Regions from separate parts of the Homo sapiens genome. Here regions 1 and 3 are each linked to region 2. A link is a contact called in ENCODE Hi-C or POLR2A ChIA-PET data. All regions are on one chromosome and are shown on one strand. Each heading gives the region's core, a stretch centred on a gene start or an enhancer-like site at or near the end of the contact. The rest is flanking DNA. Distances are from core to core; before and after follow the strand shown. Region 1 holds the start of GUCY2C-AS1 (GUCY2C antisense RNA 1). Region 2 holds the start of PLBD1-AS1 (PLBD1 antisense RNA 1). Region 3 overlaps ATF7IP (activating transcription factor 7 interacting protein).

The links. Hi-C counts contacts between places; a loop is a spot of excess contacts on that map. ChIA-PET counts read pairs that join two places held with the same protein, here RNA polymerase II (POLR2A). Pooled maps may share reads with other maps.
Region 1: a loop to region 2 is called in a map of B cell, with 5 times the contacts of the local background. The contact joins the promoter of GUCY2C-AS1 here to the promoter of PLBD1-AS1 in region 2. A Hi-C loop is called at or near these places in 3 of 168 maps with a recorded cell type or tissue (B cell, GM12878 and OCI-LY7), 30 of 37 single-sample maps with no recorded cell type and 10 of 50 pooled maps. POLR2A ChIA-PET finds 5 or more read pairs at or near these places in 2 of 52 experiments (OCI-LY7 and naive thymus-derived CD8-positive, alpha-beta T cell).
Region 3: a loop to region 2 is called in a pooled map of heart left ventricle, with 2.1 times the contacts of the local background. The contact joins the enhancer-like site here to the promoter of PLBD1-AS1 in region 2. A Hi-C loop is called at or near these places in 1 of 50 pooled maps.

The regions. Positions count from the first base shown.
Region 1 is chr12:14,663,643-14,667,820 of GRCh38, reverse strand. It overlaps GUCY2C-AS1 (GUCY2C antisense RNA 1), which reads right to left and starts at 2,185. Exons shown (of 6, transcript NR_186173.1): 1 at 2,124-2,185; 2 at 1,808-1,962. The region is part of intron 10 of GUCY2C (guanylate cyclase 2C); the gene reads left to right.
Region 2 is chr12:14,566,012-14,570,423 of GRCh38, reverse strand. PLBD1-AS1 (PLBD1 antisense RNA 1) reads right to left here and starts at 2,692. Exons shown (of 6, transcript NR_120465.1): 1 at 2,618-2,692; 2 at 2,232-2,405. It overlaps PLBD1 (phospholipase B domain containing 1), which reads left to right and starts at 2,541. Exons shown (of 11, transcript NM_024829.6): 1 at 2,541-2,842. The coding sequence starts at 2,728. RefSeq lists silencers at 2,671-2,780, 3,520-3,696 and an enhancer at 2,594-3,275.
Region 3 is chr12:14,441,094-14,445,495 of GRCh38, reverse strand. The region is part of intron 5 of ATF7IP (activating transcription factor 7 interacting protein); the gene reads right to left. Among named protein-coding and RNA genes, the nearest start is that of ATF7IP, 78 kb to the right of the region's middle. Within about 2 kb of position 3,120, at least 2 of the 41 ENCODE cell types and tissues checked have a DNase peak (open chromatin) inside an H3K27ac peak, as active enhancers do.

The sequences.
Region 1 (4,178 bases), core at 936-3,435, 98 kb before region 2:
ATGTTAAACTGTTAAGAGTGGTGTCCTCTGACTGATGGGATCCTGCAAGATTTTTTTTGCTTTATTCTATTTTTCTGAATTTTCCAAAATTTCCACAATGACTCTGTATTAGTTTCTTATTTTCAAAAAGTATTAAAAATTATAAGCTACAAATATTTTTATACCAGCCCCGCTCTACAGCCAGAAACTCTGAAAATTTGATCTGATATAAAGGGAACATTTCTGGTTTGAAGGGCTTGCTTGTGTCAGAGCTATACCTGCGTTTCTAGTTTTCTTTCACTCCATGAGTCAAATTAAGTCCAAAATGATTCCTGTACTTTTATCCAACAGGTATTAGCAGCTGATTAACGAAATGAGGGAGGGGGGAATGAAGATGGCATTCTTCTAGACAATAAGCAATCCTGAGCTGACTTCAGATTTATTGCTATGATTGCTTTTTAAAGTCGAGTTTTATTTAATAAGCTTTTAAAACTTTCTGGAACCATCTTCAAGCTTTCTAGTTTTAAACCAAACTTGACTTCTGAAATATATCTCTTTTCTCATGGGCTTCTGCAACTCTCAACTTCTTTTGTAACTTTTTGAGTTCAAATTATTTTTTCTTTCTTCTTAATTATAACTGTCAGTGACAAAGTTAGGTTTGTGTTTTTAATGTATTTCCTTCAAGTTTTTTGGTATTTTGGTTATTCAATAGGTCTGTGATTTCTAAAGTGCTGAACTTCTCAAAAAGTACTTTTTGAGAGAGTTCTCTTTACTTAAAGAGAACTGACTTCCTCAATGGTTGAACTAGTTTACAGTCCCACCAACAGTGTAAAAGTGTTCCTAAAGTGAACATTAAATATTCATACTATATCCTACAGGGACGTTATATTATCCTGAGCAACTTTACTTCAGCCTCAGTTAACTAACAACCTCAGTTAGCCAGAGCTTTTCAATACTTAACTGTTACTTACTACATTTAGCTCTAAACTTTACCAATGAAGCAATAATATAGGAGTTAAAAAGAAATTATTTAGGCAGGTAGCGAGGGTACAGGAGTCCTCAGTAAGGCTTTTTCTTTTCTTTTCTTACTCTTTTTTTTTTTTTTTGGAGACATTGTCTGGCTGTATCACCCAGGCTGGAGTACAGTGGTGCAATCTTGGCTCACTGCAACCTCTGCCTCCCGGATTCAAGCGATTCTCCTGCCTCAGCCTCCCGAGTAGCTGGAATTACAGGTGTTTGCCGCCACGCCCGGCTAATTTTTGTATTTTTAGTAGAGACGGGGTTTCGCCATGTTGGGCTGGCTGGTCTGGAACTCCTGACCTCACGTGATCCGCCTGCCTCGGCCTCCCAAAGTTCTGAGATTACAGGCATGAGCCACGGCGCCCAGCCAGGCATTTTCTTTTAATTGAAAACAGTCTCCAAACCATTTCTTTTCTAGCAAAAAGCAGCCTGAAAAGCTGAACTGCAAGCATAAATAAGCAAGCTGGAAGCTTGCGTAGATGAATGCCCGCAGCTGTACTAAAAGCCAGGTCCACCCAATATAGCGATTTCCCCTCCCTTTTCTTTGTAGCCATGTGTGGGGGTGTCATTGTGCCGGCCGGGTAAAGCCACATGTGTGGGTGTCATGGCGCCAGCCAGGTAGAGGCCGCATTTGCATAATAAAAGATTAGGGTGAGAGGGCCAGTTTCTTCAGGGCTATGTAAATGGCACACTGGTCAAACCAATCCCCTGGGCCCTATATAAATCAGACACCGCCTCCTGAAGCCTCCCTATATAACCTACTGCTTCCCACCACAAGCATGGTTTTTTCCCTTCAGAGCCCTCCTACCTCTCTACCGGTGAGCTGTTCTCTTCTTTCCTGCCTATTAAACTTTCCGCTACTTGACCCGCTCCGTGTTTGCGTCTGTGTCCTTAATCTTCTCGTCACGCGATGACGAACCTTGGGTATGTCCCCAGACAATGAAGCCGCTTCAGCAACTCAACCTTTGAAATAGTATAGAAATACGATATGCATGACTGGAACTTGCATCTGTGTGTACACAGCTACTAAGTAACAAAACATTTCACCAAGAGATTACACCATCCCTGTTCTTTCATTTATTTAACAAAGATATTTATTTAATGCCAGACAATGTTCTGAGCACCTGGGAAATAGCAATGGACAATGCAGATTTGGTGCCCGTCCTCATCCAAGTCCTCAGCATCTGCTTCCTGTATCACAAAAATGACGTCAAACTGACTTCCTGCATTAGTCCTGCCCACTTCCATCCAACCCATCCTGCTATCAGAAAGAAAGCACAAGTCCAATCATGTCACTGCACTGTTGCTAACATGTCAATTGGCAACTCTGCTTTACCTACAGAATACAGTCCAAGTTACTTAATACAGCACAAAGTGCCCGTAATCTCCCTACTTATCTTTTACTCACCTATCCCTTCCCCATGCTCTCAGCTTCCTCCCTACTTCCTTAAAGCGTCATGCAAATTTATGCCGCTGTGTCCTTATTTATGCTACTCCCTCGGAATAGAATTTATCACTTCTCCATAGAGGTGGGAAACATCTACTCATCCTCAAGATTTAACCGGAATCTCAACTTTCCTTAGCTTTTTTTTTTTTTTTTTTTCCTGAGACGGAGCCTCGCAGTGTTGCCCGGCCTGGAGTGCAGTGGCCCAATCTCGGCTCACTGCAACTTCCGCCTCCCAGGTTCAAGAGATTCTCCTGCCTCAGCCTTCCAAGTAGCTGGAACTGATTACAGGCACCTGCCACCGCGGCCGGCTAATTTTTATGTTTTTAGTGGAGACGGGGTTTCACCATGTTGGCCAGGCTGGTCTCGAACTCCTGACCTCGTGATCCACCCGCCTTGGCTTCCCAAAGTGCTGGGATTACAGGTGTGAGACACCGCGCCCCCTCAGGGCTTATTCTTATTCATATTTCCTTGCCCCAACACAGTGCCTTGGAATGAATAAATGAATGAATGAATGAATGAATGAATGACAACATGAGATAACTGAATATATTTCTACTCTGGACTCCAGCACTCATCTATACTCTGTTAATTTCAGTCAATTTATTTCTCTTTTCTAAGTGTGAGTTTCTTCCCCTGTTAAATCAAGAAGTTTATCAGGTTCCTTCCAACCGTAATATCATATGACCTTGAGGTTATAAACTCTCATTCATTGTGAGATGAGTTAAATAGAATGTGATAACTACAGCAGCCACCAGAAGGCAGCAGAAGCTTAACCTTGGAATTTAGAACTTGATACTGCGTTTATCTAAAAGGCAAAACTGAAAAGCATGTTTAATTAAAAATGACTACATTTAAATAGTATATTTAAATACTATATATAAATATTATAATTATATCTAATACAGTGAGATGTTCATACTGTAGGAGGCAGAGAATTGAGGTGGGCTGAGGAGTCCCCATATTCCCTCCAGTTTATACTCTAGTCTAGGGGATGTGCAATTTTGATAGACCAGTGAGTGGGATTATCTACACTGTTGAAAATGTATTTCTTGTACTCACTTTCGTTTTCTGGGGTTTAGGGCGTGAGAATGGTGGGAGTGGCAATAGTGGTGATAGTGATGGAAGTGGTGATTGTAGTAACAAACAGAATTCACCAGTTAAATGTGCCCATAATGCAAGTTCAACTCCAAAGTATGAATTTATTTCTGCCCCGATGAGAGTAGAAATCCAAAGTTCACATTTTCACCATTGAAAATTTCCCATGAACACAAAACAAGGTAATAGAGGCAAAGTCACATGTCTGCAAAGCATAAACCCTTCAAATTCAGCCCTTATACAAAGGAGCTGTAGTGTTTACCCCAAGCTAAACCATCTACTTCAGAAGGACATAATATGATTAAACAAAAACAGTTTTAAAATACATATGACATGAGACCCCTAATGGCACAGGAGTCTTTCTATATGAATTTATTTATGTATTTTAATGTCCAAGCACCTTCTCCTTGCCTCTTCTCAGGCAATAAGATGACCAGGGCCAGGTTTTTCTTCTATTATTTTTTATTAGCCATTTTTATTGATACTTTACCAGGTCTTGTGCTGGGTGCCAAAGGTGTAAGGATGAACAGGAATGAATAAGTAGGACATGGACTGTGCCCCCAGGAGTTTAGATTATGGTGTCATGATAGAGAATACAGTGTGAAGGTTTAGGATTCTGCTTTCATAAAGAAGTCCT
Region 2 (4,412 bases), core at 1,443-3,942:
CTCAGAGGGATGACTTTTAAGTTCTGTCTTCCCTTTGTCCACAGGGAATTTCCTTGTGGGCAAACTGTGAGGGAGGTATGTAGCTTCTTATCTTTGTAGCTATCTTATTTCAGAATAAAATGAGAGGCAGGTTTGCCTGACATAGTTTCCAGCTTGACTTTTCCCTTGGCTTAGTGATTTTGGGGTCCCAAGATTTATTTTCCTAACTATGTGTGAGTTTTGCAGCTCATTTTCCTCCCAGATATGTAAAACTGGCATAATTTAAAGAAAGCAAGATTTATCATCTAATTCAGTGATTCTCAACTAGGGGGCAATTTTGCCCCCCTACGGGAGCATTTGACAATGTCTGGAGACATTTTCAATGGGGGTGCCACTAGCATCCAGTAGGTAAAGGCCAAGGGGTGTCCAGGACAACCCCCCCACAACAAAGAGTTGTCTGCTCCAAAATTTCAATAGTGCTGATGTGGAGAAGTCCTGATCCAATTAATTTGTTTATATGTATAATTTGCTCCCCACTACTGGAATGCAAGCTCTGCAAGGGCAGGGACTTTGTTTTGTCTACTGCTCTGTGCTTGGAACATGGGAGTCAACGAATATTTGATGACAAATAATAGATGAATGAATGCCTCAAGGTTCACATTAGGCATTTATATGCATCTTACTTCATCAGAACACTTGGCTCCTTGGATCAGAAGGGTTAGTAAGGTGAAGGAGGGTGGTATAGGGCAATATGACTCAAATATTTGGGGTGGCACCACTTCCTTGAACATCCTAATGTGGTTCTCTTCCCATCATAACACAACCAAAATTTTCATTTTTGGTTCATTTTAATTTTCTAACTTGAAGGAAAATGTGCAACTTTTACAATGTCCTCGATGTCTTCATTTTAATTTTTCTTCATTTAAATTTTCTAACGAAGGAAAATGTGCAACTTTTACAATGTCCTCGATGTCTTCGTTTTAATTTTTCTTCATTTTAATTTTCTAACTTGAAGGAAAATGTGCAACTTTTACAATGTCCTCGATGTCTTCATTCATTAAATGCCATTAAACATAATTGTGACTTTAATTTTAATTAAATAAAAATGAGTTGGAGTCTCCCTGTGTGGCACAGGCTTGTCTTGAACTTTTGGGCTCCGGTGATCCTCCCACCTTGGCCTCCCAAAGTGTTGGGATTACAGGCATGAGCCATGGTGCCTGGACCACAAAATTGTGACTTGTGTTTCACAATTTGCACAGAGATTTGATGAACTTTTAGGTTCTTTATCTTTTCTAACAATTACATTTTCCCCGTTATGAAAGGTACTGCTTATTCTCTCTTCTCATCTCTCCTTGACACCTAGGTTAAGCTTAGAAGAAAGGCCAAGAGGAAGAGTGGGGTGCTGAGGTTCCCATCTGAGAGGTGGCTTGTTCCCTCCTTCCCCCTCTCCCACTGCACCTTAAACATAGCTCTAACACAGTAGAATGGCAAGTTCTGTGTACTTGTTTATCTATATGGCTTAGTTCTTTTTTAAAAAAATTATTATTGTTATTATTATTATTTTTTTTTGAGACGAATCTCGCTCTGTCGCCCAGGCTGGAGTAGAGTGGCGCGATCTCGGCTCACTGCAAGCTCCGCCTCCCGGGTTTACGCCATTCTCCTGCGTCAGCCTCCCAAGTAGCTGGACTACAGGCGCCCGCCACCGTGTCCGACTAATTTTTTGTATTTTTAGTAGAGACGGGGTTTCACCGTGTTAGCCAGGATGGCCTCGATATCCTGACCTCGTGATCTGCCCGCCTCGGCCTCCCAAAGTGCTGGGATTACAGGCGTGAGCCACGGCGCCCGGCTGGCTTAGTTCTTTTTGTCTGTGGTGAGGCATGCTCTTAGCTGTCTTTATATCACTGGTATCTGGAGTATAAGATGGGCCCAGCCAATGCTGAGTGAATGAATGAAATGCCTTTTGCCTACTTCACAATGTCACCTAGGGCACCCGGTGCCAACTTCACAATATCACCCAAGGCATAACTTTTGACTACTTCACAATGTCACTTTTAACTGACCCCACACAGAAATGGGGACTCCACAGAAACGTAGGAGTGTGTCTAGTGTCAGCCCCGTCTGAATCACTCTCCTGTGGTGGCTCCAGCCAACGAAGAGGAAGCAAAAAGGATAAAAAATCTGAGCTACAGCGCATGGATTTAGGTTAAACAGCCTGGGAATGAGGGGTACGCTAATCGCTGAGGAAAACGCACCTGTGGAGGCCTCTCCAGAAACAGCAGAGGATCCGAGCTGCGTGTAGGCAGGGCGCGCATGTCACCCTGGCCCGGGCGCCTGGTCCGCTGCTGGAGATAAATGGTCGACCCCGGAGGGAGAGGCTAGTAGGGGTGTTGATGTGAACTGATTCGCCCAAGCCTTGGGCCGCAAAACTGCGAAAGAAAGCGGCAGGCAGCCTCTGCATTTCCCAGAAGTGCAGCTGGGGAACTTTCCCAGACCGGCCCAGGGGTTGCTAGAGGGTCAGACGTAAAGGATCCGCCTTTCCTAGGCGGGGTGGGCCCCAGGCCACCACGTGAAGCGTCCTCGCCCCTCAGAGCCCGGAGCAGGCCGGGCTCAAGAAAGAGGAAAGTTGAGGACGCCCCACCTCGGAGAGGCGGCGCCCCTGAGTAGGCCAGGAGCCTCTCTTGCAACTTCTGCCACCGCGGGCCACCGCGGCCGCCTGATCCCGCAGAGGAAGGTCGCGGCCGTGGAGCGATGACCCGCGGCGGTCCGGGCGGGCGCCCGGGGCTGCCACAGCCGCCACCGCTTCTGCTGCTGCTGCTGCTGCTGCCGCTGTTGTTAGTCACCGCGGAGCCGCCGAAACCTGCAGGTGAGCAGAGCGCGCCCTGGGCGGGGGGCGCCCGGGGAGGCTCCTAGGAGCCTGTTAGCGCCCGTGCCCCGCGTCCGGCCGAGTTGACGTCCAGCGGGCGTCTGGTTCCTGGGTGAACTCAGAGAAACGCGCCTCCGGCCGGCGGTCTCGCTCCAGCCCTGCGGCTGCGCAGCGAGGGCACTTGAGAAGGGCATGGCGAGTGCGTCTGCCAACTTTACAAGTTTTGGCCCGAATTCTTGGCCAACAAATCGGTTCGCTCCTGCGCCGATTCTTGGCCCACAGAGCCTGGGCTGGTCTTAAAAACTCCAGCCAATGGGCATCTAAATATATTTATCCAGATTGTAGGGAGGTATGGTTCCGGCTTGCCATTTGTTTTGTGTTTTAAAAATTTACATTGACTTTGGCTTAAAATCACGATTGCACGATTGTCAGTTTGATACGTGCCTGGCAGTGGGCTTAAGGGCCTTTTGGTTTTGTTGTTGTTGTTGAGACAGAGTCGCTCTCTGTGGGCGACGCTGGAGTGCAATGGTGTGATCTCGGCTCACTGCAACTTCCGCCTCCCGGGTTCAAGCGATTCTCCTCCCTCAGCTTCCCAAGTAGCTGGGATTACAGGCGTCAGCCACCATGCCCAGCTAATTTGTGCATTATTAGTAGAGACGAGGTTTCACCATGTTGGACAGGCTGGTCTCGAACGCCTGACTCGGGCGATCCGCCTGCCTCGGCCTCCCAAAGTGCTGGGATTACAGGCATGAGCCACCGCGCCCGGCAGTTTTTTTTTTTTTTTTTTAATATATAATCCTAAATAGGATTATATTCCCCATTCTGCAGATGAGAAAAGTGAGATTGATCAGAAGTAATTCGCATAAAGATAACACAGCAAATAAGACAGAGTTAGGGGATGCCAGAGGGCATTTTCTTAACTACTTCCCTCTTGGAAAAACAGGTTTTATCTCTACAGGTATTCATGCAAATCTACATCCTTTGCCAAAATTAAATTAAATTAAATTAAAAAGCCTTGGATTTATGATTTCCGTTCCTAAGGAGGTGAAGATTATGAACTGTAACTAAGGGACTTGAAAGAATTCTAAAGTAATAATAAGAGAATTAATTTTGTCTTATTTCATAATCCCCTTTTCTGTGCTGACCTTGTACAAGAGTAGGGTGGGGCTTGGGGGAGGATGCCCCTTCCTAAATATGTGTACTGATTCTTATTACACTACCTTCCATCATCAAGAGCCTTCGTTTTTGAGACTTGCTTAGTTATCACTCTTCAATCTTAAATCTTTCCAGTCTGTGGGATCAGATGTACCCACAGGCTCCTGACTCGTGATTTTCTGTGTTCTTTGCCTAAACTATGGAGGTGGCCTTGGTGTCTACTTCTAGTCTAGGGAGACAGCTCATTCAGAGGTACCTGGGGGAGGCTGGGGAGGGTCCCAAAAGTGGAGGTAGCTTTTGTGTTTGGAATGCTGGCTAAAATCTTTATTCCTTTTCTGTTTTTTTGGACGAGTGAGATTAAGTGTTTTTGTAGGTGGAGGGGGCAGCCTGAGGAGTGAGACAGGCGTTGTTTTTC
Region 3 (4,402 bases), core at 1,871-4,370, 130 kb after region 2:
TGGGAAAGCCAGGTGCAGTGGCTCATGCCTGTAATCCCAACACTCTGGAAGGCCAAGGTGGGCGGATGGGTGACAAAGCGAGACTCTCTCTCAAAAAAAAAAGAAAGAAAGAAAAAGAAAAGAAAGGTATATGGGAAAGGGAAGGTATTTTCTGTACCCCAGCTCATGCGAGAATGTCATTTTTTCTTTAGTCAAATCATATAGGTGGGCCAGGCGCAGTGGCTCACACCTGTAATCCCAATACTTTGGGAGGCTGAGACAGGTGGATCACAAGGTCTGGAGTTCAAGACCAGCCTGGTCAACATGGTGAAACCCCATCTCTACTAAAAATACAAAAATTAGCCAGGCGTGGTGGCGCGCGCCTGTAGTCCCAGCTCTTCGGGAGGCTGAGGCAGGAGAATTGCTTGAATCAGGAGGCAGAGGCTGCAGTGAGCCGAGATCGCACCACTGCACTCCAGCCTGGATGACAGAGCAAGACTCTGTCTCAAAAAAAAAAAAAAAAAAACTAGGTGGTTACACTAAAAATTGCATAGTATGCATAATATTATTATTCTATTTTTACTTAAGCCCCCCCAAAATCATCTTGTATATGTCACATGTATAGAAAAAGATCTATACATTCCAAGGTTAAAAGTAGTCACCGCTGGAAGCTATGATTGGCAGAAAGTGGGAAAGAAAATGAACTAAGGACCTCATTTTCACATCACATACATTTGTGGTATTCAAACTCTTTTTTAAAAGAATTATCATTTTAAAAATGAATCCAGTAGCAGAAAAACAAACTCAAAATGTGGACACTGATTTATAGTTTTCTGATATTTAATATTATAAAACAGAGAAATCAAAGAGCAGCCTTTTTGTTTTTACATAGGAAGCTGTACAATTCTTTTTTAATTATAATTCAAAATATCTGCCATACTGTGTCTAAGAATGGCTATTTTGGTAGATATTCTGAGACATTTTAAAAAAATGAATAAACAAGTCATTTTTGTAACTCCAGAAAAGTGATATTCTATTACATTGGGTTTTATTTGGGAAACTAGACAAACCAAGAATTTCACTGCATATGTACCCAGGAAACCTCTTAGGAAATAACTCTGTCTACAAAAAAAAAGAGGTTTCCTTAACATCAAGGTTGGCCTATAACAAATATTACTGCTCATAAAAGCAAGTAAATAAACAGACCCACAGTTTCTATTATTTAAAACTGTCTCTGTATTAGGCTGTCATAAATTTACTTCATTGATAGGGAACAGGAGCCGAGGCTGAAAGGAAAAAGTAAAATAGACATTTTTAGTTAAATCTACTTAAAATGGCATTTTCTAAGTCATAACCAACGGAATGTTATATTCCAGAGTGTGTTGACAGCTTTTCCATTTCTGTAAGAAATCTAGTTGAAATTCCGAGTATTATGAATTTGAACTATACTGTGATTTGAGAGGAATCAAGTCTTCCTATTTAAGAGCATAGTACTAATCACTGTTGACTCCTGTTTTCTGGTTCTGTCCTTTTTCTTCATAATGGTCTTAAAATTTTATTTTTTGGTTTATTCTTAAGTGCTTACTCATTTTTAAATAACTACCATATGTGAAATCTTTTTCTCATTATATTTTCTAATTGGTTATTGTTGATATAAGGAAAACTATTAGAATATATTGTCCTTATATGAGGTAGTTGCTATATTTCCTTCTTCATTCAACAGTTTGCCAACTTAATTCTATTGGGTTCCCACTTACCAATTGTTACTCATTTCTTTTTCCTGTCTCACTGTATTGCCCAAGACTGACACCAAAGCTCTAAATAGCAACATCTATTAATAGGCATTTTCTCATTCTCAACTTTGGTAGAAATATTTCCAATAATCCATTATTAAATATGATATTTACAACAGGTTTCTGAAAACCCTTTAAGAGATTCAAGGTATTTACCTCCTGTTTTTTCCATGAATGACCAGTGAATTTTAACAAATCCTGATTTGGCATGTACTGAGATGATCACACTATTTTTCACCTTTCCTACATTAGCAGAGTAACGTATAATTGTTAATACTGAACCAAGTTTGCATTCTTAAGAGAAATCTATGCTGGGGAATAAAACTAAACTATGTTTTTTTCTCTTCTTGTGCTAGAGGTTTCACAGATGGGCTTACTTCATCTAATGGAAGTCTCATCTTTCTCCATACCCTGGAACAGTTTACATCAGACAAGAATTACCTGTTCCTCAATGATTTGTCAGAATTATCTGGCAAAGCTTTCTGGGTTCCATGACTTCTTCAGAAATAGATCTTTGACTATAGTTTTGATACAGTTCCTCAAAACCTAGCTTTCCTGCTTCCTTTTTTGAGACAGAGTCTTGCTCTGTTGCCCAGGCTGGAATGCAAGGGCACAATCTTGGCTAACTGCAACCTCCGCCTCCTGGGTTCAAGCGATTCTCCTGCCTCAGCCTCACTAGTAGCTGGGATTACAGGGATGTGCCATCAAGCCCAGCTAATTTTTGTATTTTTAGTAGAGACGAGGTTTCACTATGTTGGCCAGGCTGGTCTCGAACTCCTGACCTCAAGTGATCCACCTGTCTCAGCCTCCCAAAGTGCTCGGATTACAAGCATGAGCCATCACACCTGGCCTCCTGCTTCCTTTTTGTATACAACAGATTTCATTGGTACAAGGTTGTTAACATAAAAACGTTCTTAAAGAATCCCTTCTGGATCTTGTCTCCTTTTCTAATCCTTGTGCAGTTTATTTGTATTTATTTTATTTCTAGGTCAAAGATTTATCAGACCAATAGAACAATTTGTCTCAGATGTATTCAACTGAACAAATTGTCCCTGGATAATTATACTAAAACATATTAAGCCAAAAGTCAAAATATCATATTAGCTAACAGGAAATTGTTCTGAAATACGCAGTAAGAACGAATTCAAAGTTTTATTTCCAAACCAACTGCACCACATAAATTTAGCCAAAATGAGCACAACTGATCTCAACAAACTCCTCTCATGATCTTGCACTATGCTTTATATTTGTTGTAACAGGACTCGATTGGCTAAGTGTTACTATACCCAGAGTGAAGGGCAGAATCAGGCTGAACTATGTACACATTGCAAAACAGGCAGCAAAATGTGGGTAGAACGGTTGCCAACAATTGCCACATGGGTAGTATCTACACCAAAAAAACATATTTCCCTCTCTAGAGCACAATCATAATGATATTTGATTTTGTATGCTACTGAAAATAAGTAGATATTAATTGAAACCTAACTGTTATAAAGTTAAGATGTTAAGTGTAATCCCCAGGGTAACCACTAAGGAAAAAACTAAAAATATATATAGGAAGAGAAACAAGAAGGAATCAAAATGATATACCAGGAAAAAATCAATTGCAAAACAAGGCAGTAATGGAGAAAGTAGAAACAAAAAAGGTATCAGATATAGAAGAAAAGTAAAATTGCAGAAGTTTTTCCTTATTAGTAACTACTTTAAATGTAAATAAACTCCTTGATTAAAAGGTAGAGATTGGTGGAACTGATAATAAATCATGACCAAACTATATACCATCTGTAAGACTTCATCAAAATTTAAAAGTTTTGTGCATCAAAAGGCATTATCAAGAAGTTGTAGACAAATTACAGAACGGGAGAAAATATTTGCAATCATGTATCTAATAAGAGTTTGGTATCCTGGGCCGGGTGCGGTGAGTTTGGTATCCTGGGCAGGGCGCGGTGGCTCACGCCTGTAATCCCAGCACTTTGGGAGGCCGAGGTGGGCAGATCATGAGGTCAGGAAATGGAGACCATCCTGGCTAACATGGTGAAACCCCATCTCTACTAAAAATACAAAAAATTGGCCGGGCGTGGTGGCAGACGCCTGTAGTCCCAGCTGCTCGGGAGGCTGAGGCAGGAGAATGGCGTGAACCCGGGAGGCAGAGCTTGCAGTGAGCCAAGATCACACCATTGCACTCCAGCCTGGGAATTGGCAGGAGACTCCGTCTCAAAAAAAAAAAAAAAAAAAAGACTTTGGTATCCAGAATATATAAATAATTCTTACAACTCAACAACAAAAAAGCAAAAAATCCAAATTAAAAATGGGCAAAGGACTTTAATAGACATTTCTATAAACAAGCACATATGATTGATCAACAAGTACATGAAAAGTTGATCAACATCATTTATCATTAGGGAAATGCAAATCAAAACCCTAATGAGATACCACTTCATACCATTCAGATGCTATAATAATAAAAAAAGAAAGTAAAAATAACAAGTATTGGTGAGGATGTGGAGAAATGGAACCCTCATACATTGCTGGTGGGAACAGAAAATGGTATAGCCACTGTGGACAACAGCTGGGTGATTCTTCAGTAAGTTAAACAAAGAATTACCATATGGCCCACAATTCCACACCTA